Regions from separate parts of the Mus musculus genome. Here all the other regions are linked to region 4. A link is a loop called in an ENCODE intact Hi-C map of the cell type or tissue named here. Cell type or tissue: left cerebral cortex. All regions are shown on one strand. Region 1 holds the start of Lrfn5 (leucine rich repeat and fibronectin type III domain containing 5). Region 2 has its middle 41 kb from the start of Gm22673. Region 3 has its middle 33 kb from the start of Gm51997. Region 4 has its middle 41 kb from the start of Gm40430. Region 5 has its middle 130 kb from the start of Gm22673. Region 6 has its middle 75 kb from the start of Gm51997. Region 7 has its middle 51 kb from the start of Gm51997.

Region 1 (4,000 bases), 1.9 Mb before region 4:
CTCTAGGGGGAAAGACGGTCATAGGAAGACTTTCTGCCGGCAGGTAAGATCCAGGCAAGGTGGCTCCAGGTGGCTTTCACAGTCGTACTGGGGTCTAGCTCATCACTTCGCTGCCCTTTGCCATAGCTCAGCACCCGCATCCTAGGGAGTCAGAGAGGTGGCTCCTGCCCCTGCCTTCGCTGCTCGCAGGTCGCGCTGGGTGGGGAATCAGCGCAAATCGCCCAAACCGGTGGCTCCGCGCCCGGGGAGCGGGCAGAAGCAGGGCGGCCGCGCACACACAGAGACACGCTCACACACACTCACACATTCTCAGCCGGGCGCGCGCGCACTCACACTTGCACAAGCACTCCCAGAACCGCACCGGGAGGGAGAAACAGTTCTGGTCCTTCTCAAGATCCGGTCCGGAAGCCCACCAGCCTACCGGCAAAAAGAGCAGTCGCGTTCTCACATAGCCCTTTGATCACGTTTCCTTCAAGTTCTCCTGCAGCCAAATCCTTGGAATTCAAAAGCTGGTGACATTTCGCTGGGCAGAAAGGGAGTCCTGGAAGGGCTGTGGAAGCGTCGGGGATTCGTTAAGCAGTTTGAAAAGCAATCCTCATTACCTTGTTTGTACAGTAAACCAGCTCGGAGTGCTGAAGTTTGGGCTTCAAATGTTGTGGACAGACACATTCATATTCTTCGGACCAAAACAGGAAAGTCAAGATGCAGGGAATTAATACAGCTGCAAGTCCCTCTCTTGACCTTGCGATGTACCTGGAAGCTCGTTAATACAGCCACTTTCCAAGCCTCTGGATTAAGTGATCCTTACACCTGGGTTCACAGCCCATCAGCCTCCCAGAATCCAGCCTGGAAAACCGGTCTGGGTGTCCTCCATGCTCTGCGAGAACCTGGGCACGGAGGGGCATCTCTGAGTTAACACGTTTGCTTCTGGGCAGTTGGAAAAAAGACTGTCAAATGCATCTGATAGGCGCGCGCACATACACAGGCGCACAAACACACGCATACACACACGCAGCTAGCTGAAAAGAGGCTTACAAAACACTAGAGGAACACCAAGATGACTTGAAAAGGTGGAAAACCTCCAGATTAGTGCCGGGAAAACTGAAGGGCCAGCCGGGAGATTCCAAAAGTCTTCTCAGGTCTTTCAATATTCACATTTCTACGCCTCTCTCTTTCTATTTCTCCTTTCCAGAATGTTTCCTGGATCTGCCCCACCCCCGTCGAGTTGCGCCTTTTTTTTTTCCCCTAAGATAACCGACCACACAACATGAATTACATGGGTGCGTTGTGCCCACAGCTCCACAAAGTCCAGAATCCTAAGGACCAGCTAGCTAAGAAGCCATTCACATCTCACATCTTCAAGGGAAGAAGAAAAGCTCGCAGGCGAACACACACACACACACACACACACACACACACACACACACACACACACACACACACACACACAGCTCCGGCTGCTCTGCACGGGCTCACCACCTCCCTGCGCCGCTGCACACAGCGCGGTGGGCGCCCCTCCCGCTGGCTGAGGCCCTGGGACGAGTCCTCAGCTCAGGCTCAAGGCGGGAAGCTGCAGTCCGGGCAGGCAGCCGCCGCCCCGGCAGGCCTGGGAGAGCCGCTCCCCAGCGTGGTGCGAGCAGGCAACGCCGGCCCAGAGGAGCTGCGCTCCGCGCTGCAGCATGGAGGCGGCGGCGGCGGCGGCGGCGGCGGGCGCGCGGCCGAGAGCCGGTCCCTAGCTGCAGTGACGAGAACGGCCGCACCTCCCAGAACCCTAGAAACAGGAGACACCCCAAGCAGTAGCAGCTGTGCTCTCGGCCTTTGAGACTTCGGGCTGGATGTGTTCAGAGAACCGATTTTCCGCGGGCGCAAGGAGAGGGTTAGCGCCGTGCCTACAAATCCCTAAGCAGAGGAGGCGCGGGGGCGTTGCAGGAAGGGGGGAGGGGAAGCGGTGGAAAACCTGAAGGGAGAAAGCTAACTTCTGGGGCATCCCTCTGTTGGAAATGAACTGCCTGATCTAGTCGCCCACTGACCTGTGAATAAGGGAATAATGATTTAAATTTAAAAAAAAATAATAAAAATTAAAAAAAAAAAAAAGGTGTCACCCAGCCAGGCTGTGTCATTAGGCACTGTGACAAGTGATTAGCTCCAACCTGGCGGAAAAAATCCCAGCCTAAGAGCTTCTCGCTGAAACTCCCAGGCACTGAAGGCCGACTTCCAGTGTTCCCTAGTCTGTGTGTGAGTGTGTGTGTGTGTGTGTGTGTGGGGGGGGGTTGCTTATGAATCAGATGGAAGCGGATTCCAAAATGAACATTTACTTTGCAGAATCTGCCCAGTAGGTACCAGGCATGAAGAAGTGATGAAGCTAACCACATTTTAGTGCACAGAGCTTTATGGGACCTGAGTAGTCCTCAGAAAGGCCTGGCCACCGAGGTCACCTGCACTGGGGGAAGGATGTGGAGCCAGAGAGAGGTGTGGTACAGAGGAAAGGAAAAAAAAAAAAAAAAAAAAAAAAAAAAAAAGAGCCTCTTGGGGAAACATTGGGTAGGGCCCTCCCTGGCTTTACTCTTGGAATCCTGCCAAGATTCCCAGGTTCTCAGTTAATCCCCAGTCTCAGACCCCAGCCAAGCTCACAGAAACCCCCTAAAGACAGTATGTGGAGTGGTTTGAAGCTAGTCCTTTCAGGATAGAGTTGATGAGCACTTGATTTTTGGTTTCTGTGCCTCCCTCTAAGTTCAAACACCAACCTGAACCAAACCTGCATGGAAGAATTGAGGGGGGGTGGGTAGGGGGATACTGGCTATCAAGGAGCACTTCCTTGCCTATTTGCACCATACTGTTCCTCCCAGAATAGGATGCTCTGGAATTTTGCTCCCAGTAGACCCTGAGGCTTTACCCTTGCCTTGCGAATTCACATGGGCGTGCATATTCAGGCACACCCACGGGCCCTATCCAAGTGCGCGCACAGGCACCCACGCGTAATCAAGACCCACACAGCTGCCTTTTGAGAGATGAACTCAGCCTGGAGTACTTTAAGTGGTAACTGCTCCAGTTTTCTCTTCCCTTCTCTGGGCTCCTCTCTTTGCTTCCGACCAGGTTCCACTCCTGTTTATCCCTGGGTGGTTCGCCCCTGGATTTAGCAATGCGATCTACTTGCTGGTTATTTGATTCCGGAGGAGCATTGGCTGGGGCTGCGATTCCCGCCGCGCAGTCTCCAAGCATTTCCGCCACATCGCCGGGGCTCCAGGTTCCAGTGCAAGTCTTCAGCGGTAGATTGCAGAACTGAAAACGAGTTTGAGCATCCAAGCATCTCTCTTAACAGCCAGGTGCTGACCAGTAAGATTCCATACAAATCTGCAAAAGGACTCTGGAGGACAAATACTTCAGCAGACACCATGAAGTCCTGGAGAGTCTCCACAAAAACCGTGAGTGTTTCTCCCGTGTATAGTCAAGGAAGTGGATAACCCAGTATTCCAAGAAATCCCAAGGTAGAGCCTTCACCTCAAGGAGGAGGCCACGTCTGAAGGCACAGAAGAGAAAGTGCTGCTTTCTGGCTTCCCTTTAAACTTGGAAGCTTTGTGGACTTGAGGGCAAGTGATGAAATCGCCCCAGCTTGGACTCCAGGAAGATCCAAATGAGCACTTCCAAGTAGGATGTGGAGGGTGACTTCTTTTGCCTTCAGGACTGTCCCACTTGCTGTCCCGCTTAGCTGAAAGAACTAAGTCTCCTAAATAAGTATTTGTGGTTCACCAAAGTGAACAAAGTATATATCCAAATATTGATTCAGAATCCAAAAGACCTCTGCCTCTCTGGATTGAATAACTTTCCTTCTTTTTCCTCTTTCCTTTACATTTTATACCCGGACAAAGGTAAGAAGAAGACTCATTGCCAACTGGGCCAGTTGAAGATGCTAACAGTTGGGGACGAGGCAAAATTCAGTTGGGGTGCCTTGTCTTAAATGTGTTTAGTGGTGAGAAAGATGACACCACCTTTTGGCTGAAGT
Region 2 (4,000 bases), 94 kb before region 4:
GAAAATATCTAATAAAAATTGTTTAAGAAAAAAAAAAGAAGAAATGGCATTTGTATTTATTTTTTAAAAGCCTAAACATCATTTTTCCAACCATAAAGAAAGGAAGAGAAATGGTTAGCCATGCTGGCTCACTCACTCCACCATTTATGGGCTTCCAGGTTTACACCACCTCATGAGAACTCAGGCTGTTTGTCCAACACATTATGGCTTAATCCGAAAGTGAAACTTCAATTCCAATCCCTGAAAATCTATTGAGTGAGAAATCACTTTGTTCCTGTCTTATCAAAATTGTCACAGCTCAGTTTCTCCTACCTTACCAACCTCAACTTCCATGATTTAGGCCCATTCTCAGACAGCCTTTCTTCTCATGTGCCTGTGATAATATTCACAGTCAAGAAGCAAAGAAAGATGCTGCATTTCTGGTGATAATTTCTCATTTTATAATTCAGTGTCTGTGAACAAGGGGTTAACAAAACTATATCTCTTACTTTTGATCAACTGAGCTCTGTTCCCATAGCTATCAGATCAGTGTCAAGGCCAGAGTCAGGATTTGCCAGCTTTCTGTCAGGGTCAACTATACCACCAGAAAACATTGCTAACAATGAGAATGAACCCGGGCCGGTAAATTAAACACAGAAACTATAAATTTTACTTGTACAAACAGTGGGTGTGACTGCCATGTTCTTGGCTTCCCTGAGTTCATCTTTACTTTTAACTGGCATTTCTTTCAGATATCCTCGAAGATAAGCCTATAGATTTGCTGAGAAATACATTAGTTCCTAAGAGGCATGCTTTCCTGACCTGTGCAATGTTTTTTTCCCTTTATTTATTTATTTTTTAAATTAATTTTTAATTAGTTATTTTCTTCATTTACACTTCAAATACTATCCCAAAAGTCCCCCAGACTCTCCCTCCACTCCCCTCCCACCCACTCCCACTTCTTGGCCCTGGTGTTCCTCCATACTGAGGCATATAAAGTTTGTAAGACCAAGGGGCCATTCTTCTCAATGATGGCTGACTAGGCCATCTTCTGATACATATGCAGCCAGAGACACAGTTCATCTTGTTAGCTTTTTTAAATTATGTTTTCTTTTTCATAGGTAAACAATTGTTTATATTTTTGGTGATCACTATACTTATGAAGTATTTATGTTTGGTGTGTAATTATCAAATCAGAATAATTAGCATATCTGTATCCCTATTTCTTTGTGTTCTGTTTGGAATCTTAAAACAATTTTGGTTGTTCATAAAGTATTCAAAAAGGAGGCTGGGAGATGATTCTGCTGAAAAGTTGGCTGCTTTGCAAAGATAAGAACCAGGGTTCAGATTCTCAGAACCATGTAAAAGCCAGGCAGGCATGTATCCACCTGTAATTTCAGCCTTTGGAATGCAGAGACAGCATTCCTAGGGCATCTGGCTACCTAGACTAGCTGGGTATTAGTAAATTTGGGGTTCTGTGAGGTACCCTGCCTCAATTAATAAAATCAAAAATGATTGTGAATGTCAGCAAATATCATCTTTGGGTCCCCACATATACCTTCACCCAAATACACATGCATGTGCCCAGACATGTACAAATATGCATATACATGCACACTTAACTTTATGCACAGACATACAAAATATATGCATTGTAAATATATGTGCAAATATATATGTGTGTATACATATATATACCGATTGTATATATACATATACACATACATCATATACATATACACATATACATATACACACATATACCATAGGGGTTTTTTGTTTGGTTTTGTTTTGTTTTTGTTGTTGTTGGGTTTTTTTAGCTGTAATTGTACTACTGTGGAATGGGATGGTAGATGCCATCCACTGTCTCTAGCTGTGTCTTGGTACCCAATTTAAAACTCCTTGCAGTTCCCCAACTCCTCTTTTAAGCTCCTAGAAATCACTAATTTCCTTTGAGTTCAACATTTTTGGCATCTATTCATGTAATATTTTGATCTTGTTCTCTTTCAACATGAGCTATGCTATTATGTAACTGCTATGCAGGATTCTCACAAAGGATGACTAAAAGTAACACTACCAGAGGAGTTGTGTTCCCTCTCTTCCAGCTCCCGAGCACCCTGGAATCAAGGATGACACACAAGAGTGAGCATGAATACCCAGGGAAGCCATGAGGAATCCTTAGGAGGTGCTATAGTGGCCAACTTTAAACCAGTCATTGCAACCGGAGAAAATAAGCAAATGCCAAGCTTCGTCCTTAAAGTACTGGGGCTTAAAGTTGGACAAAAGTGGTTCCCCTGAAGCCCAGTCAGAGTTCTCACTAAAAGGAAGAGTTAAAAGCCCATTACCTAAAATAGCAAGGAACCATCCGGTCTCTGACTCCTCCATAGATAAGGAAAGAAGGTAGGATTTCAAATTCTTGCCTCAAGCAAATGACAGAAATTTACATGTCAATGTTTTATAAGTATGCAGAAGAAAAACAATCAGTTAAACATAAAATAGTTTCTAGCCTAGGCCGGAGCAACAGCTCCATTGCTTAAGCACTTGTTACAAACACAGGATGGCCTGAATTCAGACCCCAAACACCCACCTAAAAGATATATATGATGCAATATCTATAATCCCAGAATTGAGAGGATAATGGTAGGGGGAAGTCCCTGGGCTTTTTGACCAGCCAGACTAGCCAATCAGCAAGTTCCAGGTTCATTCAAAGTGTCTCAAAAAAGTAGAATGTTACTAAGGAAGCCATCTGACCTTGACTACTGGCTTCCACATGCACACTGTTGCTTGTGCACCACACAATCAATCTGCACACATGCATGCACACACACAGCACTCACAATACACCAAAAGTAAATTCCCAAAATTAAAAAAAAAAAAAAAAACCTACCATAAAGTGCTAGTGAGTGGTGGTACCGCTACAATTAAACTTTTTCCTACTTACTAAGTCTCATCAAAGATTTAGAAGTTATCAAACCTTGATCTTTATTAAAATTTCTATTACTTTCCTCCCATCAAATTTTTTAAAGTGAAATTTAAAAAAAAATTAATTTTTATTCAAAAAACTATTAAAAGTACAGTTCTAAATGAAGAGAATCCAAGTAGGAGACTCCTGCATCTAGTGGGCTGTTGAATTTTTTTTCTTAATTCCTCTATATTTCTGTCAGTTCACCTAAAGAATGGGTTTGATGTGGCTCCTTGGGCTGAGAAACAGATATAGGAACTCACATACAACAAAGAATCTGCATAGTGGCACTGAGAGGACCCCCAGCAATAACATTCTTGATGGAATTGCAAGGCTCATCCACACAGTGCATTTCTCTATCTGACATTTCCCCTGTTTCTCTCATAATGTGATAAAATTTTGTAACTTTGAGAAAAAAAACAAAACAGACATAACAGACATGAAGGAAGAGAGAGGGCTTTACTTAATCAAATCTGAAACTGTGATTCACACAGACCCAGATTTACAGCAATGGAATTCTAGAGAACGTCAATTACTTGAGTAAATTATGCCCACACTCTAAAACTTAGGTTTTCACGGGGTCTCAGACATCTCCCTCTGGGAAATATCAAGGATCTGAAAAGACTGCCTTGGCAAATCTGGAACCTATGTCACACCGAAGAGTACCATTGTACTTGGAGAAACAGCACTGCTGGCTTCACTGCTGGTCTGTGTCCTGGAATAGCTCCAACTCCGGAGGATGAGAACAACTGGACCATAAACAGGTAACGAAAGCGAGATGTGGGAGGCCCCGATGCTTGTCATCCCACTGCCCTTCATCAGAGTGGGATAAAGACTGGGCATCTTCTTTCCTGATTGCAGTAGCTGCATCCCACTCCACTAGCTGCTATGTGAAGAAGGCATACTTGTAAAGTGCATCCCTGTCTAGAAGACAGACTTGTGAAATGCATCCTTTCCCACTCCCCTGTCAGACCCGGTGAGCATCAGTGAGTTCATGTCCATTAAATCATAGAGCTTTTCTGAAATAAACTACTGCCCTTCTCTTTATTAAAGGAAAGA
Region 3 (4,000 bases), 97 kb after region 4:
GGCTGTCCTGGAACTCACTCTATAGACCAGGCTGGCCTCGAACTCAGAAATCCACCTGCCTCTGCCTCCCGAGTACTGGGATTAAAGGCGTGCGCCACCACCGCCCGGCTATTTCCAACTTTCTTAAAATTAAGCTTTGCCATATATTTTGATGAAAGCGGTGAGGGAAGAAAACCAAAGAGCCTCATGACTCTCAGGGAAAACAATGTTGACTATTTATAATCCCTTCTGGTTTGGTCTGATAAGTACTGAGCTGGTATTACAGCAGAGTACAGCCGGCATCTCACTCCTCTAACATGTTCCTCTCACCACAGACTCGTTTACTTTTATGTTAGAACAAGTGCATTTTGTACACCCTGTCCCTTCAAACCTGAGTAAAATAAGCAGGTATTTGTCCCTTGAAAAAGGACACGCTCACCTAAAGCAGCCATTGTTTTTCCAGTGTTTGCAAGTGAGAACAATGGAGGATAAAAAAATGCCTGGCTTGCCTGTGGCCATGATGAGGAAGGGGCATAGCATGGAGGACTCAAATTCAAGGGTGTTGGCCCCAAACTCTGCTCTCTACACTGTGCCCAACTGACACACAAGCCCCCAGTGCACCTTTACATTTCCTCTTTCAGTAAAACATAGTGCAGAAAACTCTTGTTTTGAAGTAAATCAAAATTGAAACGAAACAATAACCAGGTGTCCCTGTGGCTAAATCAGTTAAAGGGCCTGACTCATAACAGGAAATCCTGGGTTTAATTCCCAGTAGGACCTTCTGCCTTAAGCAGCTAACTCACTTTCCAGTTCTCTCCCTTGTAACACTCAGGCCCTTTACTTCTCAACATTGCTTCAATAAACAGAAGAAAAGAAACAAAACAACAAACTACTTCAGTGCAGCATTATCTTTGGCCTCAAATATAGACTTGCGTGCAAAAGCAGCAATCCTCTGCTTTTCTCTTGCCTTTACCCAGACTTAGTCCAATGTTGCAGCAGTTTTCAAGCTGAAGTATAAGCACAAAGCCTTTCCAATGTGCCCAAAGGCTTAAGGAAACACAGAGTTAACGTTTCCAGATCTCAGACTCATTCTTGAAGCTGCTCAAACTGTAGAATCTGGGATCTAAGAGTCTTTCCTTTCACTGTTCAAGTGCCCACCCGCATTACACACACAAACACACACACACACACACACACACACACACACACGCAGGCATACCCCCCCCCCATGCTATAATTTGGGAAATTATTCCCGGATGTCAAGGAGAGGGGCACATCTAGAATATCACTTTCCGGAAGGAAATTCTTAGAAGTGAGACCAAATCAACTTGAGGAAGATATATTTGAGAGGAACTTGTTTCAACCATGGTACCAACTGTCTACTCATCTGCATCTTGGGTGAGCCACCTATTTACCAACTAACACCAGTCACTCAGTCACCTATCCACCTACTAATCTGTCTTAGAACAGAGGTGTTAATCAGATGTATGAATTTTAGGATGAAATCAGATATTTTCTGGTGGAAAGTAGCCATGATTTGGGTGAGCAGTTTCACAATGAGGCCTGATTATCTGAAGGACCAGATTTATAAATTGAGCTAAATCTATACCCCAAGACTTGGATAAAACTGCATTTAGCTTATGTATATTATATAAGATAAGCAGTGAGATATGCTGAAAATATTTTATATGTTAACGTTTTTATCTCAAGTTCAAAATATGTGAGCAGACAGCAGATTTTTTTATGAGTTTAAGACAGTTTTTGATGAGAACAAAGACTTGTTAACAAGTGCCTGATGCATTGCACACCCCCGCCTCTCTAGCCTGGTCCTTAGCACAGCCCCCTCTGCAGCCTGGTCCTTTGCACAGTCCCCTCTCCAGCCTGGTCCTTTACACAGTCCCCTCTCCAGGGTTCTCAGCTACTTCTCCATTGCATTCCACTCACACTCAGCCAGGAAATGTCCACCATGCCTGCTCTCTCCTCACTTAGGCTCAGATCTTGGGCACTTGTGGAAGAAAGAAGAGCGTTGGCACCATGGTTTCCTGGCATTCAATGTGGACTGGGGTGCCTGATGCTGTTTTCTTCCCTCCTCCTCCTCCCTCATCTTTCTTGTTTTCCACAGTGGCCATCTCTCACATTTGTCAAGCCTCCCACACCTCCTCTTACCAACAGCCTACAACATCTTCATCCAGACCACATTTGTCTTGCCTAAATTCAGTCCCTTCTATAATACAACTGCTCTTGGTACCCTACGCCTCTTTCCCCAAGAGGTCTTTTTTTTCCTAATCCCACCTCCATTCCTCTATGCCTCCTACTCCATCTTCAAGCTCTTGTTCCCATCTGCAGTTGGAAATACTTCGGTTTCACACATTAAAATGAACATATACACCAGGAGCACATGTGCCTTCCTGCTGGTTGCTTACCTGCCTGGAACCATCTCCTTGTTCTCCTGACCTCTCCCTCCAGTGTGCTCACTTGTACCCTAGTCTCCTTTTTACCAGTGTTGTTGTTGCTCTTATCACCCAAAGTTGCTGGCTGCAAGACGGGGCATTCTCTTTATAAAATAATATTTTTCAGGGCTGGAGAGATGATTTAGAAGTTAAGAGTGAATGCTTCTCTTACAGACGTTAAGAGTTTAGTGCCCAATAACCACATCATATGGCTCACAAATGCCTCTAACTCCACTCTAGAGAATCCCACATCCTCATCTGGCCTCCATGGGTACCTGCATGTACATTCACACACACACACACACACACATACACACGTGCACACGCAGGAGAGACAGAGACTGACAAGAGAAATTGATAAATACATATTACAAAGAATGCCTTTCCTACATTTCCTTGCACAATCTCTGCCCCTCCCCCATCATTATACTTAAATGTAGGACATATGTCACATTCACAGTCTTGATAGACTTCTTATCTCATCAGCCCACTCTGTCTCCCTGGATTCTGCCTCCTGTTTATTTGTTTAAAAAGTACCATCTGTCTCTAAAGATCATGTTGTAAGAACTGTCAGTATATACTCTAGGCAACTGGATCAATCTCCATCATTTTTGTTTCTACCCTTAGGCTGATAACGTGGAAATATGCATATTTCACTCAGACCTTGTTTGCAAGCTTCTGACTTACACATTTGACTGTCTCCTTGAGAATTTATTTTGATTAGCCTACAGGTACCCGAAGTTTAACATACCTAAAGCTAATGTCTACCTCATCTCAAGGGCACTGTACATCACCAATTTAGACTGAACCTACTGTTACCCTGAACCTCCCTCTAGTCTTGAATCTTCATCTGTTTTCCACAGTACAACCAGAACAAGAATTGCAAACCACAGAAAAACTGTCATTCATTCTGCAGCAATATGGTTGGAAAACCTTCTGCAGGCTCCTATCACCGGGTGCTCCCTTTTCATTTGTTCAGTTGCCATATTAGTTAGACCCTAAGTGCACAGTCTTAAGTCCCTGGCCTGGCTTTCATGACCCGGCTTCCCTTGGCCTTGCTCCCGGTGTCCATCTCACCTCTCCCCACCCCTAGTCTGCTTCTGAAGTGATTTGAGCTCCCAGCCCTTGCCACTCCCCTCCCTCTGCTTCTTTTGTCTTTTATCAATCAAAAACTTTAATGCAATGTTGTAAGGTCCAATTATGATGCCTTAAACCACATGCAACATTTTTACAAATTTCCCACTCTTCCTCCTACTCCTACCACTCTCTGCCTTCAACTTGGCCATTCCTCCTACTTAACACACAGGTTGCAAATCAAATGTTACTGATCCTTGAAAACTTTTACTAGCATCACAATGAGTCTTATTTTTACCTTTATCCATCCATGATGCACTGTACTTGGTATTGTATTGCACTTGCGCTGTGTTGTCTCTTAAATATTCATTAGTTACAATCATTTTTAAGTCATTGGTTTCATTATGCGGTTTCATACATGCTTATTCTCATGATCAGCCTTCTCCCACTTCCCATGCTTCCTCACCACAATGTTCTCCTGTGTTTTCATGACATAG
Region 4 (4,000 bases):
AATAGATAGATGATAGATAGATAGATAGATAGATAGATAGATAGATAGATAGATGATAGATAGAATTTTTTCTTCTTTAAAATTAGGTTAGGTTAAGGGTTTAGTTGAATGCCTAAAAGGAAATACAAGTTTAAAATTTGTTTCATTAAATGTTTGTATCATTTGTTAAATATTTCAAATACCCTTGTTTTCAATATTTGTACCATATTATATTTTATAATAAAAATTAATAGCAGCAACTATTACTCTCTTGGTTTGGGAATCTGGAGTGGATGTTAAACTCTGTACCTTCACACATAAGCCCTTATTTACCTTGCTGCTCAGGGGAAGGGGGTCTCTTCTGTCGACTGTACAGCTTACAGCTTAGTCTACTTCCCTGTGAATTATACTTATCCAAAATTATTTCCTTATGTAGGACCATGAGCCTGTCTCACAAAACTTTACATGGATGACTGAATAAAGGAAGTTATAAGGACTTCATTTGAGAGCTCTCCAAAGACCTTCTGAAACTTGCAGCAAACTTCTGCCCACACGCAGTTCTCTCATGAGTATTATGGGAAGAACATGCTCCAGAAATTTTCTTACAGTCTAATCTCTCTGTCTCAGAGTTAGTTTCCTGGGAAACCTGACCAAAAATAGGTGGTGCCTCTAATGATCTGAAAAGACAGACTTCAAAATTAGAATCTCAAATCTGAATCACCCACCAGCAAGCTGGCCATGAGGATCCTGTGTCTGGTGGTAGGTGGGATGTGGATAGTTACAGAGCATGCTAAGATGTCGCAGTTGTTCAAAGCCTCACCAGTGTGGACTATAATGTGATGCCAATAGAAGGGAGAGGAAGGCACTGTTAGGTGAGACTTGAGTGTGTTTAATAACTTAAGAGCAGTAATGAGCTGGATTATGGTCTGATGATTCTTGCTAGTGCCATGGATAAAGGAAGGAAATAGAAATACAGAGACTAAGGATAAGTCTGTATCCATGTGACAAAGTATGAATTTAGAACACCTTTATATACACTCACTTCTTTGTAACCACAGAATAGAACATACTAGCGGCTAGGGCAAGAACAAATTTAAAAACAGTAGAATTCCAAAAGGACTCAAAGCTCCATTGCTGAAGATAATGAAGTACTGATGCTAAATGGGCCTTTTAAAGTAGTCAAAAATAAGTAAATACTGGCAGAGTTAAAAGATCTAGTCAAGGTTTAGCAGCCCAAAAACAAATTATAAACTTAGAGATGAATGTGAAGTATGCTAAATCAAGAAGGACAGACTATAAAGTTGAAAGGGGACACTCCATCAGGAGACCCTCCCCTAATGCAGAATTTGACACTGACAAAGACCTTGAATAATGGTAATGAACCCAAGATAAAGAAAATCTAGGGTGGTTCTAGAAGAGAAGAGTAAAAAAAAAATATTGTAGTCCAAGCAATCTGAGAGAGTACCCCCAAAATTGCTGTGATAAAAAAATTAAAAGTCTTAGTGTGGTTCATCACCAACATTATGAAGCTTTAAAGGACTGCTGTCTAGAGGTTATAAATTATAGAGGGTCAGCAAACCAACTGAGTGCCTATATTTCTATAGAATCCAGGTAGGATACCCAATTCACCACAGCAGCTGGGAATGTGCTGGGAGGAAGGGCACCAGCTTCCCTGACTGCCTTTCTACAGACCAGGGTTGATGTTAGCCATGCTGTAATATAGCAGGGCTCCTGGATAACAGTGAGGGAACAAGAGAGGCTAAGATAACAGACACTGAGTAAATGTTGATTGCTTAGGAGAATCCACGTAGCAGTGTCCCAGGTCTGATTCTGAGTAGTTCCACCAGTCCCATAGGCTTACCCAATGCCACTGAATGAACATACTTGTGACTGGTAAGTGGCAAAGCATCCGCAGTGACCTACAAGACAAAATCCAAGACAGTGTCCGAGATAGCAAGTGGAAAACAATACTATGTCCAAAAGGAAACAAAGAAAGATTGATGTTACTTTTCAAAATAAAAATGATGTAAAAGTGATGGCCTCTGTTATATGTCCATTTAACTCACAAATCTAAGAAAAACAAGATATGTTCTGGAAGATTACAATTGACTCCTAAAACTCAATGAATTGCTAGCTTCAGAGACAGATGTTGTGCCAGATGTGGTTTATTTACTAGAGCAAATCAGTATGCTGAGTACACAGTGGGCAGCAGTCATTGGTCTCTATCAAAGAGAATGATTAGACACAGTTCTCATTCACTTGGAATAAATAATTGTATTTATGTTCATTTCTCAAGACTGCTTAACTCTACTTTCCCCTATTATAATGTGGTCTGACATGCTCTGGACCTTGTGAGCATTTGACATAGAATCTAATTGATCCATTACATAATAGCATCATGCTCATTAGAGACAATGAACAAGAAGTACCAAATACCATGGAAACTCCAATAACACAAAGTGCACCATGAAGAAAAATAGAAAATTTATAAAGCCTCAAGAGCCTTATCTATTAGTTTTAAGGATTCTTTACTAAAATCATGCTAGAACATCCCTTTTAAGGCAAAAGGCAAACTTCTGCATTTCATGCTTTCCTCCTAGTAGGTCTTACTGGGTCTAAAGGCAGCATATTCACATGTGGGAATCATTCTCTGATCAGCTGTCCTAAGGAATAAACAAAAAGCCTGTAACAATTGTGAGAATTGGGTGAAATCTAGATTACAGAAGTTCTGTAGAGCAAGTATGCAAGTATAGAGTAAATTTTACATTGCCCCTGCTGCATGTGTTAGTCCACCTGACTAGTATATGATATTATGGTGTGTATGGTAGGAAAAGATGATTCATAAAAAGGCTTATTATCTAGCCACAATATAATCCCATGGTGTTGCAGGTTAATACCAGACCCAGCAAAGGATAAGGGCTTGCCTATAGAATGTTCTATGTCCACATAGCTCATCATCAGACCCATTTATCAGGTTTGACAGACCCAACAGTAAACCATCATATTATGGATTAAGTTAGACATAAATAGATGGTACAAATAAGTGTGCATATAGGTTGCCTACATAGATAGATCATCATGTCATCTATCATGACATTCTGTGGGTGAAGGCTTTTATAAAAGGTTACATAGAAAAAACACAGACATTAGTTCATGACTGGGTTCATTCAATATATGATGCAAGGTATATGATGTATACATATATATGATTTTATATGTTTTCACTTAATATATTTATATTTTATTATATTATATATTCAATCTATCAATATATGATATATACACTTTGTATATATTTTACATATATATGTGTATATATGACTTTATATATGCATACATATGAATATATACAGATTGATACACAGTGGTAAATGGTTTGGTTAATAGTTAAAATTTTAGAAACTGGGTTAATAGAAAAAATAGGAGGAAAATATGAAAATAAGCATGAAATATGAATATAATTGTATTGTTTATGTTCTCAAATGGCCATATACCACAAAAGAGGCACTAAACTGTTAAATGCTCAAAATGAAGTAGACAGTCTGCTCAGAATTCATCATTACTACACAGTGTAGTTAACTGATGTATCTATGACTATAGAAATATAGAATAGGTAGGTGTCAGAGCACCTTCATAGAGGCAAAGGTGAGGGAGGAAGGGTACATGTTATGAGGGGGTTCTGGAAGGTTAACCAGGAAGGGAGTTATCATTTTAGATGTAAATGAAATGATTAATAAAAAATTTTAAATTAATATAAAAAAGAAATATAGATTAATTTAAAAGCATTCTACTTTTATATAAGTTTCTTCTTATTAAAGATGACATGGTGGCCTCTACCAAATATCCAAAATAGAACTGATAACACTCCAATATAGAACCATCCTTTGGGTAGATGAGTAATCACTTGGAAGCCAACTGACTACACTGAATTAGGAAGTAATTCATCCATAATGTTATTGAGATGCAAATCAAGTGGGTTTTGATCTTGAACCTCTCACATACAGTACAACCCAGAAATTTC
Region 5 (4,000 bases), 180 kb before region 4:
GGAGTCAGGGGTTCTACTCCAAAAGCCAACTGGCAACTACAAGTTATGATAAACTAGCTTTCTTATTCTTCTTAGGGATACAATGTAATGTTTGGTCTTCAAGAGCTACTGTGATAAACCGGGAAGAGCTTCCTTTCCCTTAGATGGAATTCCGGTTCCATTTCTAAGCGCCCAGTCACAGCCTGCTGCTGACCAGGCATTTCCTTAGTGGTCCTCTAGGGAAAGCAATGGCCCCATAACCATTTAATTCTCTCCAATCCTCATACTTTCTCAATTGGTGTGTTTATCTCTTTTAGTTACTTTCTGGATAAAATACAAATGATTTAAAACAATTGATTTGTGAACCTGAAATGGACAACGTCATGAGTTACTGGAATCTAAGTATTTAACTAATGCCTTCTAATATATTGTTAACTGGCTATGCAGAAACAACAGGTTAGCTAAGTTCAAATTCTAGAAATTTAAATTTTAAGACTAAATAAACTACAGAGTGTTGATTATGTAGAATACAGACATGTTTTAAGCCAGAAATATATCTAGGCTATCTAATATCTATGATTTTTAATTCCATAACTTGCCTGAGAGATTTTTTTAAATATATATCAACCAAGCCACAAACCCAAATAAAGAAGCCTTTGGTGGAAAATTTTTTAAGTCTATATTTTCCTAAGAATGTTCAATTTATTCTATCTTTTAAAATAACTCCAAGATTAAACAAGAAGCTAATGTTTTCAATGACTTTTAGCACAAAGTATAAAAATAGAAGAGAGGGGCTTTTGGAAGAAAATAAAAGCCCACTTATCTTCCTCTTTGAAAGGGGAGGGGAATCTAAGAGGAAAGACAATGTTAGAGAGACAATGTTGTTATTTGTCTAAGATCCTACAGAGAAACCTCTCACAGATGCTTAAATCTGCACCCGGACCTCATGTTGGTCTCAGTGTCAGTGCACAGAGACAATGATTCCAGAGCACAAACCCCAGAGTTATTTAGAAGTTCAGCATCATCAAGAATAAGCCTGGGTCCAATCTTCACTCCAAGCACCATTCCGACAAGGCAATAGATATAGATAGATACATAGATAGATAGATAGATAGATAGATAGATAGATAGATAGATAGACAGACAAACATGCAAGCCAGGTATGGTGATGCACATCATTAATCACAGCATCGGGGAAGCAGAGACAGGCAAATCTCTGTGAGTTGGAAGCCAGCCTGATTTATAAAACAGAGTACCAGGACAGCTTCTAGGCTCTGCCCCACAGTTACCTGGCAACAGCCAGGTATGCCTGACTCACTATAAAAGGGGCTACTTGCCCCATCCTCACCCTCTTACTCTCTTATTCTCTCTGTTCCTTCTCTCTCCCATTCCCCTCCCACCTCCATGTGTTCCTGGCTGGCCTCTCCTCCCTCTCTGTCTATCTCTCTATCGCTGTCTCTCTGTCTCTATCTCTGTCTCTCTCTCTCTGTCTCTGTCTCTCTCTCTCTCTCCCTCCCTCCCTCCTTTCCCGCCTCTCCCTGCCTTTCTCTATCTCTACTCCAACCTCAACTCCCCTCCCCATGCCCTAAATAGACTCTATTTTATACTATATCTGTCATATGGCTGGTACCTCAGGGGGAAGGGATGCCTCAACATGGGCCAGCAGAGGTACCCCCTTCCACCTCACCATACTGTGCCTCAACCAAACATGTCCTGGTTCTTTCTTTCTTATTTATAAAACACAGCAACAGCCAAGATTGTAGCACAGAAAAACTAGATAGATAGATAGATAGATAGATAGATAGATAGATAGATAGATAGATTGCATAAAACAGGAAGAAAACATTGTTTCAAATGAAAACTAATCTATGTCATCATGATTATAAGAATTTCAGACTAGTCAGAGGGAGGAGCTTAAGACTTCAAATCTGTAGCAGTCAGGGGAAATAACATTCATGACTGTACATTTTAACAGTATATCAGATTGCCATTTCTAATTACTTGAATCGTTGTGAGTACCCACTTTTATTTTTAGTCACTCTTTGTCCTTGATTGGAGAATCCCTCGGATACAGAGGCAAGCAGATGCATTATGAATGGAGGAATTGTTCTTAAGCTCAGATTTATTCTTAGATTTTTCACAGGGAAAACGCATATTTAACGTTTTGTCATACCTTTATAGGTCAATTGCATAATGCTTCATGTACACTTCATCTGAAGATGAACATTTAATGGAATGTGTCAAGAATTCCCTTCTCTAGCTTGGAGTTAGCTTTAAAATGCCATCATAACTACAAGGATGCCACCATGTGGCCGAAGGGTGCTTTCTTGAAAGCTGTATAGCATAACCTAAAGGGTAATAATGTAGAAAATGAACAATTTAAAATCCAGATTTCCTGAGTGAGATTCTGATATTTATCAGACCTTATAGTCTGCTTTTGCCTTACTTATAATTCTCTATTTAATTGACAAGTGCCCAATTCATCTGCAATGTAATTCGTTTCACTTTTACTGCATTCTCAATTCCAGCTGTCACAGAAGCAGAACAATCGCTGCTAGGGCCTTTACTGTGAGAGGAGACTCATTATAATAATAATAATGATTTATGTGTAAGATAAAGGCATCTAAAGAATCCTTATGCCCTTCAAACATATATTCATAGTAAAGCAATTCCTACTCCACTCTTCAACCCTTTGGACAATTGCTTAGCCGTCCTTTTGTCAATACTAATGAACCACTGTGTGTTTTTTCTTTTTATATCGTTATTAGACAATTAAAGGCACGCTGAACGATGCACTTTCTAAAAATGACAGTCCAGAGTAGTATAGATTTTTAGAAAAGCAGCAGAAGTGGGTCACTTTAACAAAGGAAATTCTGCTGCAAGTGGATCTCGAAGAACGTGTACCTGTTATCCTCTGTATCAAAATAACCAATTTCAAGCACTCAATGAATCTTTTTCATTAAAGCAACTTGAAACTGCTATTATTAGAATGTCATTACAGGAAACTCCAAATGCTACTGCCAGTCATCTAAAGTTCAGCAAAATGGAATCAAAGAACAGAGCCAGAGTGCATTCATCTCAAAACTCAGTCTTGAGATTCAAAGGCAAGGTGTTTGCAGTAGCTTGAAGGTAAATGACCTGCAGGCTCTATGGTGGTTTGATAAATATGACCTCCAAGATTTCTGTGTGCTTGGCTCATAGGGAGTAGCACCATTAGGAGGTATGGCCTTCTTGGCATAGCCTGACCTTGTTAAAAGAATTGTGGCAATGTTGGGATGGGCTTTGAGGTCTCCTATGCTCAAGCCCTGCCCAGTGTGGAAGACAGTCCCCTTTTCCTTCCAGCAATCAAGATGTAGAACTCTCAGCTCCTTCTTCACCACCATTTCTACCTGCATGCTGCTGTACTTCCCACCATGATGATAATAGACTAAACCTCTGAAACTGCAAGCCAGCTTCAATGAAATGTTTTCCTTTGTAAGAGTTGCCTTGGTCACAATGTCCCTTCAAAGCAATAAAATTTTAACTAAAGTAGGTTCATATGTCTGAATGCTTGGTACAGAGTTAGAGGAATTCTTTGGAACAGATTACTAAGTGTGGCCTTGTTGGAGGAGGTGGGTGTGCCACTGCGGTTGGCTTTGAAGTTTCAAAATCCCAAACCATTGCTATTAGCTCCTTCTTTGTCCTGTGCTTGTGGATCACATGTGGCTTTCTTTCACCTCCCTGCCTGCTGTGCCTACTGTCATGCTTCCGGCCATGATGGCCATGGACTCTCCCTGTGAAACTGTAAGCATGCTTTCATGCTTTATTCTACGTGTTGCCTTGGTCATGATGTTCTGTCACAGAACAGAACAGTAGCTAAAACAGTTAACTTGCCAGTTACCTCCTGAAAATCGTCAGGAGATAATTTATTGTAAAATTATTATCCTGCCAACAAAATGATTAACAAAAGAACCAAAAATTATTGGCTGAGAATGAGAAAACTAAATATTATTAATGAATACAATAGTACAGAATGAAAACA
Region 6 (4,000 bases), 200 kb after region 4:
GCAATTGCACAGTCAAAATCCCAGGTCCACTTGAGCTCACTTCCCTAGGAGCCCAGGGCAACCTGTTACTTAAATACAATGGATGAATTTCACTGTATTTCAATGATTTGGGTGACATTTCCTTGACATTCACAATAAGTCTATAAATTAGAAGAGCTATAGTTTTTAATGCAAAATGAATAAAAGGATCAAAAGGATCCTCCAGTCACTGCCTACCCCTGGAGGAGCAGAAGCCAATCTGATTGCTATTCTCTGCATACATCAAGCCGCACACAGAAGCAAGAAGAAAACACCAATAAATTGCCTTTTCTCCTTATGTTTGGTTTGTTTTATGTTTTCTAGCTCATGTAATTACTCCCTGTCTTCTATAGAGGCAGATTATAGAACACCTTGATTAATCCATTGAAACCCTTAATTTAGCATAATTTAGGAACCAGAAATTGTTTTCTAAATGTTCAAACTGTAGAGAGGCAAATAATAACAAACCAACCTGTATCAGGATTCCTTTATGCTTCCTTCTTCTTCTCCTTCTCCTTCTCCTCCTTCTCCTTCTTTATTATTATTATTATTATTATTATTATTATTATTCCCAAAATAGAACATAGAATCTCAATCAAGAACAAACATAAAAGGCCAGGCAGCACCAAACTCGGGTGGTCAGGCTCTTCACGGTCTCTATGATGGACGATTGCACTCTGAAGGAAACTCCGTCCTCTCACAGGGATGTGGGTTGCAGGTGCCCTCTTTATCTAACAATGAATAGAGATATCCAGCTTTTACCAGCAGGAGCAAGTTCTGTGCTAGACCCTGATCCAAACATTTCACAGTGGAGATAATATTAGGGTCTTGCTTTTATTTTTAATGCAAGGTCATATGGCCAAGAAACAGTAGAGCCAGGATTCAACCCCAGGAATCTTTGCTTTACAGCAGAACACATCTCTTATCCTACTAGATTAGAAGTGGTTTTGTTTTGTTTTGTTTTGTTTTTTGAAAATTCTGTATCAGTTAAGTTGTTGCAGTATCTGACCCACATAATACCCAAAAATTAGATAACACACTGAGAATAAAACAAAAGAATGCATATGAGCTGGACAGAGCACTGGGCTCATAGGTGTGAGCAGGATAACTATATAACAGATAAACCATAGGTCTAAAATGAGAAGGAGACACTGAGCAAGAGCAATAGTCCTGCTTCTCTGCCTCCCACTAAGTTGATAACATAGTTGCGATATTTCTAAACCTTGGGAACAATGATTCTAACAAAAGGAGAATTCTATTCAATCATCAAGCAACTAGCTTACTTGCTATACATGAAAATTGTCATTGTGAATCCCATTATGCTTGGTGTACAGCAAATACTCCTAATAAAAAAAAAAGTCACTTTTAAAAATTGTGAAAAATAGAAAGTTACATTGCCCAGAATATCCAGTCCCCATGAGCACTACAGTGACTCAAGGTTTGGACAAGATCTACTTCATTTTTGGATGTTGGGTGTGACAGTTGCTGTGTTCGCTCTGTTTCCGGCATGTGGAGGCATCTGTAGATTCCGTGTGCCTTTGTGAGTCAGAGTCACAATGCTATCTTGTCACTTTCGCTTTGCAATTTTTATCTGCTACTTGAAGTGAAGGAGGAAAGGCCTGAAATGTGTGTTTTTAAAATACATCCAGGACCACACTTCACTGAAACTCTTCGCTTGTTAAATAAAAACCATCCAACAGCTGCTAGATGGGAGTGGAATACCAATCACTTCGGAAGCTGAGAAACTTCAGATCTTGGGAAAAAAAAATCTACCCATTCAGAGCTAGCTGGGGCCGTGATACTCCAAATGAAATGCTAAATCCAGGCTGCATTTCTTGTCATCGGTAAGATTGAGTGTGGAGATGCCTACAAGTGGGCCATTTTCCTTGAATGTCATTATGGAGAGCATTCATTCTTACACACACAGTATCTGTAGTCTCGTTTTTGTGCGATGTCCTCTCGAGTTCCCTGCCATGGCCATAAAGCTGTACTTTCACAAGTCCTTTGGCACAAAGTACATGCCAGAGAGATCAGATACACTGTTGAAATTCATAGCATACTGACTACAAAATAGGGGCTGTATCAGTGCCCATTGTGAGATCTATTTCCGTTCTTTTCATGTCTCTCTGAATTTATTTGACAGAATTTCAGAAGGGAAACTCGCTTGCTGGAGGGCAGGTTGTTCGGGTGTATCTTGCAGGCGCAAGCAAGCTGATAGATGCTTCCCTCTCTTTGCCGTTATCTCAAACCTCATCATCTCAAAAACCCAGCCTCGCTCTGTGTACAGCAGCAGCGGGGAGTCTTCCTCTAGTTGTCCTTTGTCTTGGGGTTTCTGGAGGCTCTCCTAGGCAGATTTAGACTTTTCAAAGGCGCAGCCAGTTTTAAAACACTCTTATAGCAACACCCAAAAGGAAGACTCGAGCTTTAAGAAGTTTTAGTCCAGCAGTCACCAAGGCAGTGTCTGAGCCCTCCCAAACATCACACTCCCACAACAGGCTTTCAAAACATGGTTAGCACACTCAGGCTAACCCCCTTGAAAGTAACCTGGGACATCTGGGAACTCAATTCCCTCACTTCCCATTCAGCCCTCAATATGCCACATACTGTTCACTCACAGGGCTTTTATCATCATAATGAAACTTTTATTCTCATGGCCTGTGATGGCCAGATCCGTGTCTTTTTCACACTTGGTCACTCAGGGGTATGTGTGGATTTCCTGGTTCGCATTCGCTTGCCCTCTGCTCTGACACACTTACTCTAAACACTCTTGTTCATATTTGTGGGTCTAAAATCTGCACATTATTGACTGTCCAACAGTTTGACTAACCGAATCTCTCTCTCTTGAACCTCAGGCATGTTTTACTTTATGGTAAATGTCTTAAGATGTTTCATACAGCCTCAAATTTAAAATGTCCAAAACAAAAACCGTCATTCCTCTCCCCTCAGAAATGAATCCTTGGGTTGGTAAGATGTCTCAAACAGTCTCTGTGAGTTAGGTTACCAGAGGAAAGAACTGACTGCCAAGAGTTATCCTCGGACCTTCACATGCACATTGGGACGCATGTATGCCCATTCACATGCACACAAATGTACAAAGACATATATACAATAAAGAAATACTCCAGTCTTCTTTAGTTTAATGAAACAGTGCTCCACCGAGTCAAAAAGCTGAGACTGTGTCCATACTGGTCCTCAGCCTGAGTCCCAAGTCCCTAGTGTTTCTCATCAAAATGACTATGATGAATGTCATTGCCAGATCTTGCATCCTCCATTCCCAGGAGCCACTAAACTCTACAGGTTGAAATTCAAACTGAAAATGCCTTTCAGGAATGTCAGCGCCTGTCAGTCTTTGATCACCCCCTCAGATCCTTGCTTGTCCCTGTTTTAAGCACTTTGTCCCAATGGCTCTTACAGGACAGATGAACAGTGAAGGTCTGTTCATCTTCATGTCACCCATACCCAGTACCATGACTCACACATCAGAACAGTTTAATAACTGCCTTGACAATAGAATTGTTTGCAGGGCGAACAGTATCATGTTCTACTTTTCAAAAACCATGCCTTTCTTTGTAGTTATGTGCGTTTTTCCAAATGGAATACCTCATTTTAGCTTTAGGTGGCGATAAGACCTAATTGTCTTAAGACTTGGCCATTTTCCCTACCAAAGAAAGACTCTGTCTTAGAGGAACAAGGACTTCCTCTAACCCCCATTTAGCTAATTAGAAATTACATGCACTGGGATATTCTGAAAGTTGAATCATTTCAAGAAGGGTTGAGGCTTTCTTCCTTCCCTGAATGCTGAACACTTAGCATCATTACGTGAGCCTATCAGATACTACTTCCTGCACCTCCACAGGTAATTTTCCTGACCAACTGAATCTCATGGAAAGTCCCTATTCTGCAACATGTCCTTGCCAATGATAGCAACCCATACAGACTTGACGTACAGATTATCTCTTTCAACTTTCAACTTTCAACACAC
Region 7 (4,000 bases), 79 kb after region 4:
TAAAACTGGAAAGCTTCTGTAAGACAAAGGACATAGTCAATAAGACAAATCGGCAACCTAGAGATTGGGGGAAAAAATCTTCACTAACCCTACACCCAATAGAGTGCTAATATCCAAAAATATATAAAGAACTCAAGAAGTTAATCAACAACAACAACAAAAAAAACTAAACAACCCAATCAAAAAATGGGGTATAGAACTAAACTGAGAATTCACAACTGAGGAATCTTGAATGGCTGAGAAGCACCTAAAGAAATGTTCCAAGTACTTAGTGATCAGAGAAATGCAAATCAAAACGACCCTGAGATTCCACCTTACACCAATCAGAATAGCTAAGATCAAAGCCTCAGGTGACAACACATATTGGAGAGGATGTGAAGAAAGAGGAACAATCGTCCATTGCTGGTGAGATTGCAAACTGCTACAAACCACTCTGGAAACCAATCTGGAGGTTCCTCAGAAAATTGGAAATAGATCTAACTGAAGGCCCAGATATACCACTCTTGAGAATATACTCAAAAGGTACCCCACCATGCCATAGGGGCACGTGTTCCACTATGTTCATAGCGACCTTATTTGTAATAGCCAGAAGCTAAAAGCAACCTAGATGTCCCATGACAGAAGAATGGATACAGAAAATGTGGTTCATTTACATGATGGAATACTGCTCAGCAATCAAGAACGAGAACATCCTGAGTTTTGCAGGCAAATGGATGGAACTAGAAAATATCATCCTGATTGAGGTAACTTAGACCCCAAAGGACAGGCATGGTATATACTCACTAATATGTGGATATTAGCAAAAAAAAAAAAAAAAAAAAAAAAAAAAAGTACAGAATACCCAAGATACAGTCTACAGAACTCAAAAAGGAAATGCCCAAATGAGGATATGAGGATGCTTCAGTTCCACTTAGGAGGGAAAAGAAAGCAATAACAAGTGGGGAGAGAGACAGGGACCTGGGAGGGAAAGTGGATGGGGGATGAGGAGTGAGGGCAGAGAGGGGAACCTGATCTGGTATTGGGTGAGAGTAAAGAACTGAAGCCCTGAGGGCCAGCAGAAAAAATGGAAACAGGTAACCTCGAGAAAGAGGTTGGGGGACCCTCCAGAATGCACCAGAAACTGGGAGGTGAGAGACTCTCAGGACTCAAAGGAAAGGACCTTAGATGAAATGCCGGACAGTAGGGAGAGAAAACCTATAGAGCCCACCTCCAGCAGGAAGACAGGACATCAAGTGAGGGATGGGGTTGCCATCCCACAGTCATAACTCCGACCCATTGTTGTTCCTATCTGAAAGAATTACAGGGATGGGAATGGAGAAGAACCTGAGGAAAAGAAGGTTTGCTAGTGTTTTAAAATAGATCAGGCATCACTAAGTGGATTCAGGGTGTTTAACACAAAGCACTAATTGACTGGGGAAAGAGGAGAGGGGGGTCTGAAGGGGTGGGATTTAGGGCTGGGCTTATTCTAAACACATCACATGCATGTATAAAATCATCAACAATATATTTTAAAAATAAGGCAACCAAAACAAATTCTAAGCAAGCAAAGACACCAGGATAAAAGCATAAGCTATGATTACAATGTCCATTCACCACAATGACCAACACGCTCTGAAGAAAACTTTAAAAACTGAGGGTCTTAAACCTAGGCAGCTAGTGAGTTTGTTGAGAGCAGACTTGTGAGTGCTTAAATAATTGTTTCCTAATTTTGTCCAGACACAGCTTGAACTAACCAAAACGCATTGCTGAAGTATTTTCTATGTCCCTCTGAAAGGTGAGCACTAAACTAAAGTCAATGTACTTTAAAAGCAAATCCACTAAAGAAAGCAGCTCTCAGAAAAAGCGTTTTTTTTTTAATTCAGCATTTGCAGACTAGTTATATAATGGGAGGATGGTTAAAATTCCTTAATACTTGGATCTACACAAATCCTCCTCTTCCTAAGGGAAAATATAAACTGAAAGCCTTTCCCTTTCATGCAGAGAATAAAAGCATCAATCTAGTCTGAGGGAAGCAAATATTGTCCTAGAATTAAAATACATAGCCTTTGGATCTTGTGAGTGCCTCTGGTCTTGGTTATCTCTTGGTTCCTTTGCCTTTGATGATCCTCCAAAAATAGAGGGTACATGCAAGGACCTCAATGTACAGAGCTCCCCACAGATCCCTACCCACCTGGCAGCAGACAGCCTTTTTTGTAGGAATAGTCACACTCTTCCCCCACAATTTAGCAAGACTTATCATGAAATGTGACTGTGCAGGACAAGCAGGAGACTCAATTACTTCATCTACCTCCCCTGCTCTGCTTCTGGAGACACTGAGCCACAGGTAGCCTTCTTGAGTAGCATCTATATTATCTGCACAACGAGGCTATCGGCACTGTGGTTGTAAACAATATGCTCAATCCTACTAAATATAAATCCTAATGGATAAGACAAATCACTTGTGAATCCCATTAAGGAAATGGAGTTTCATCTTACTCAAAAAGAAAACATGATAGGGGGTTGGTGGAGTATCCTTGATCTCATATTCAGAAGTAAATGATCCTACATAGCAAAAAATAAAGGCTAGTTCAAATAACCTTAGTGTGTGTGCTTTTCTAGGTGAAAAGGGGGGAAAGGTCATTTTTGTTGGATGTCTAGATTAAGCAGTGAAGAAAAACACCATGAGCTCTTCAAATATGCTTTCATCCTCATCTTACTGGAAGTGACCTGTGTGAACTCCAGTTCACATGCTACTTAACTGAAAGCAGCTTCCCACTTGAAGGGTATTTCCCTATCACTAAATACATCTCAACACACAATCTTCCATTACTGTACCCTGCTATCTCCTCCAATGAAAATCATATAATTGCAGCTGTAGTACACAAAGGGAAACCCTGGGAACACATGTACATATCCAGTATCCGATTTATGACTTGAAATGCTAAAACATCAGATGCAGTTCACGGAGAGAAATTCCTTCCACAAATGGGAGAATCTTCCAGACATCTGATCCAAACGCTGGTCTTAATTTGAGACATTAAGTCATTCTACCTGAAAGAGGTGAATACCATTTACCAGGAAAATGCAGTGTATTCGTATGGTTGCCATTTATCTGTGTGGGTTACTTATAAGCCTGCTCTCATGATCTGCATTTGTCAGGCCTGCTTATCAAAAGGCATTGTGAGAAAAGTTGCTGTGAACACGCTGTTCTAGGAAAGCTTTCATTTAATCAGAGAACAATCCTAGCAAAATAGCTTCAGATGGAGTTCCTAGCTTGACAATCCTTAGATGATAACCCCATCTGTTTACTCACTTGTTCATTTTAAGTAAAATTTTAGTTTAAGTCAACAAACATATATATATATTGAACTTGGGATATTTGCAGTACAACCCCATGGAAGAAGGTAAATACCATAACATAAAGTATAAAGCAGAAATTTTGAATTCAACAGCTTTAGTACTGATAATCTGTCTTTGGTTAAATCATTCTATATTTAACGGGTTCCCCTCAAAACGGCCAATTGTGTCTTATGTTTTCCTTGCTCTCTCAATTTCAGAAATTAGTCTAGGCAAGATCAAAGTCAAAATGGCTCAGTGAAAGAATTCTCTGATGCTCTAGTGCTATGGATTGAATTTAGCATGTTTATTAGAAGCAGCATTCGGCTGGCTAGCACCATAATTTTTAATAGATTTAGCAACTCAAGGAAGTTATCACAACACCGCTTCTCTTGCTTCACTTTTGACTTTGATCGTCAGAAAATAAATTACTGCTTATGAACTCAGACTAATAAACTATAAATTTTGGTATTAAAAGTTCAAATGACTAAAATACAGGTGTGATCCAGTAATAGAATATGTTCATAGCATATGGGCTCAATCTCCAGCACCACTAGTAAAAGGATTTCTTTTACTATTATTTAATCATTATGTATAAATGAATATAATTGCATTTTTGTATTAAGAAAAACTTGTAAAACCTTATTGCAAAGGATACCTCACACTTTAGCTATGGCATATAGAG

The links. Peaks named below come from ENCODE experiments on the same cell type or tissue, not always from the same donor. Only the 100,000 strongest peaks of a DNase experiment are listed, where the experiment ranks them.
Region 1: a loop joins it to region 4, with 6 times the contacts of the local background. A loop is called at or near these places in 2 of 42 quality-filtered maps.
Region 2: a loop joins it to region 4, with 2.5 times the contacts of the local background. A loop is called at or near these places in 3 of 42 quality-filtered maps.
Region 3: it touches region 4 in a loop (12-fold over the local background); 2 of 42 quality-filtered maps call a loop at or near these places.
Region 5: a loop joins it to region 4, with 3 times the contacts of the local background. A loop is called at or near these places in 2 of 42 quality-filtered maps.
Region 6: it touches region 4 in a loop (11-fold over the local background); 3 of 42 quality-filtered maps call a loop at or near these places.
Region 7: a loop joins it to region 4, with 9 times the contacts of the local background. A loop is called at or near these places in 2 of 42 quality-filtered maps.

What each region holds. Positions count from the first base shown.
Region 1 is chr12:61,520,824-61,524,823 of GRCm38, reverse strand. It overlaps Lrfn5 (leucine rich repeat and fibronectin type III domain containing 5), which reads right to left and starts at 1,657. Exons shown (of 6, transcript NM_001310586.1): 1 at 1-1,657. Gm20063 (predicted gene, 20063) reads left to right here and starts at 3,004. Exons shown (of 3, transcript NR_045049.1): 1 at 3,004-3,866. In left cerebral cortex, a CTCF peak has its summit at 1,779; DNase peaks (open chromatin) are centred at 2,233, 2,560, 3,097, 3,972 and 4 more places; H3K4me3 peaks cover 3,834 bases; H3K27ac peaks cover 3,609 bases.
Region 2 is chr12:59,711,496-59,715,495 of GRCm38, reverse strand. No RefSeq gene overlaps it. Among named protein-coding and RNA genes, the nearest start is that of Gm22673, 41 kb to the right of the region's middle. In left cerebral cortex, no CTCF peak of the experiment used is centred here; a DNase peak (open chromatin) is centred at 2,093.
Region 3 is chr12:59,520,304-59,524,303 of GRCm38, reverse strand. No RefSeq gene overlaps it. Among named protein-coding and RNA genes, the nearest start is that of Gm51997, 33 kb to the right of the region's middle. In left cerebral cortex, no CTCF peak of the experiment used is centred here; DNase peaks (open chromatin) are centred at 1,487 and 2,180; H3K27ac peaks cover 983 bases.
Region 4 is chr12:59,617,192-59,621,191 of GRCm38, reverse strand. No RefSeq gene overlaps it. Among named protein-coding and RNA genes, the nearest start is that of Gm40430, 41 kb to the left of the region's middle. In left cerebral cortex, no CTCF peak of the experiment used is centred here; DNase peaks (open chromatin) are centred at 673 and 1,741; H3K27ac peaks cover 2,897 bases.
Region 5 is chr12:59,796,513-59,800,512 of GRCm38, reverse strand. No RefSeq gene overlaps it. Among named protein-coding and RNA genes, the nearest start is that of Gm22673, 130 kb to the right of the region's middle. In left cerebral cortex, a CTCF peak has its summit at 2,281 (motif pointing left); a DNase peak (open chromatin) is centred at 2,254; H3K27ac peaks cover 212 bases.
Region 6 is chr12:59,412,847-59,416,846 of GRCm38, reverse strand. No RefSeq gene overlaps it. Among named protein-coding and RNA genes, the nearest start is that of Gm51997, 75 kb to the left of the region's middle. In left cerebral cortex, no CTCF peak of the experiment used is centred here; DNase peaks (open chromatin) are centred at 1,182, 1,632, 2,241 and 2,383; H3K27ac peaks cover 2,371 bases.
Region 7 is chr12:59,538,187-59,542,186 of GRCm38, reverse strand. No RefSeq gene overlaps it. Among named protein-coding and RNA genes, the nearest start is that of Gm51997, 51 kb to the right of the region's middle. In left cerebral cortex, no CTCF peak of the experiment used is centred here; a DNase peak (open chromatin) is centred at 2,201; H3K27ac peaks cover 805 bases.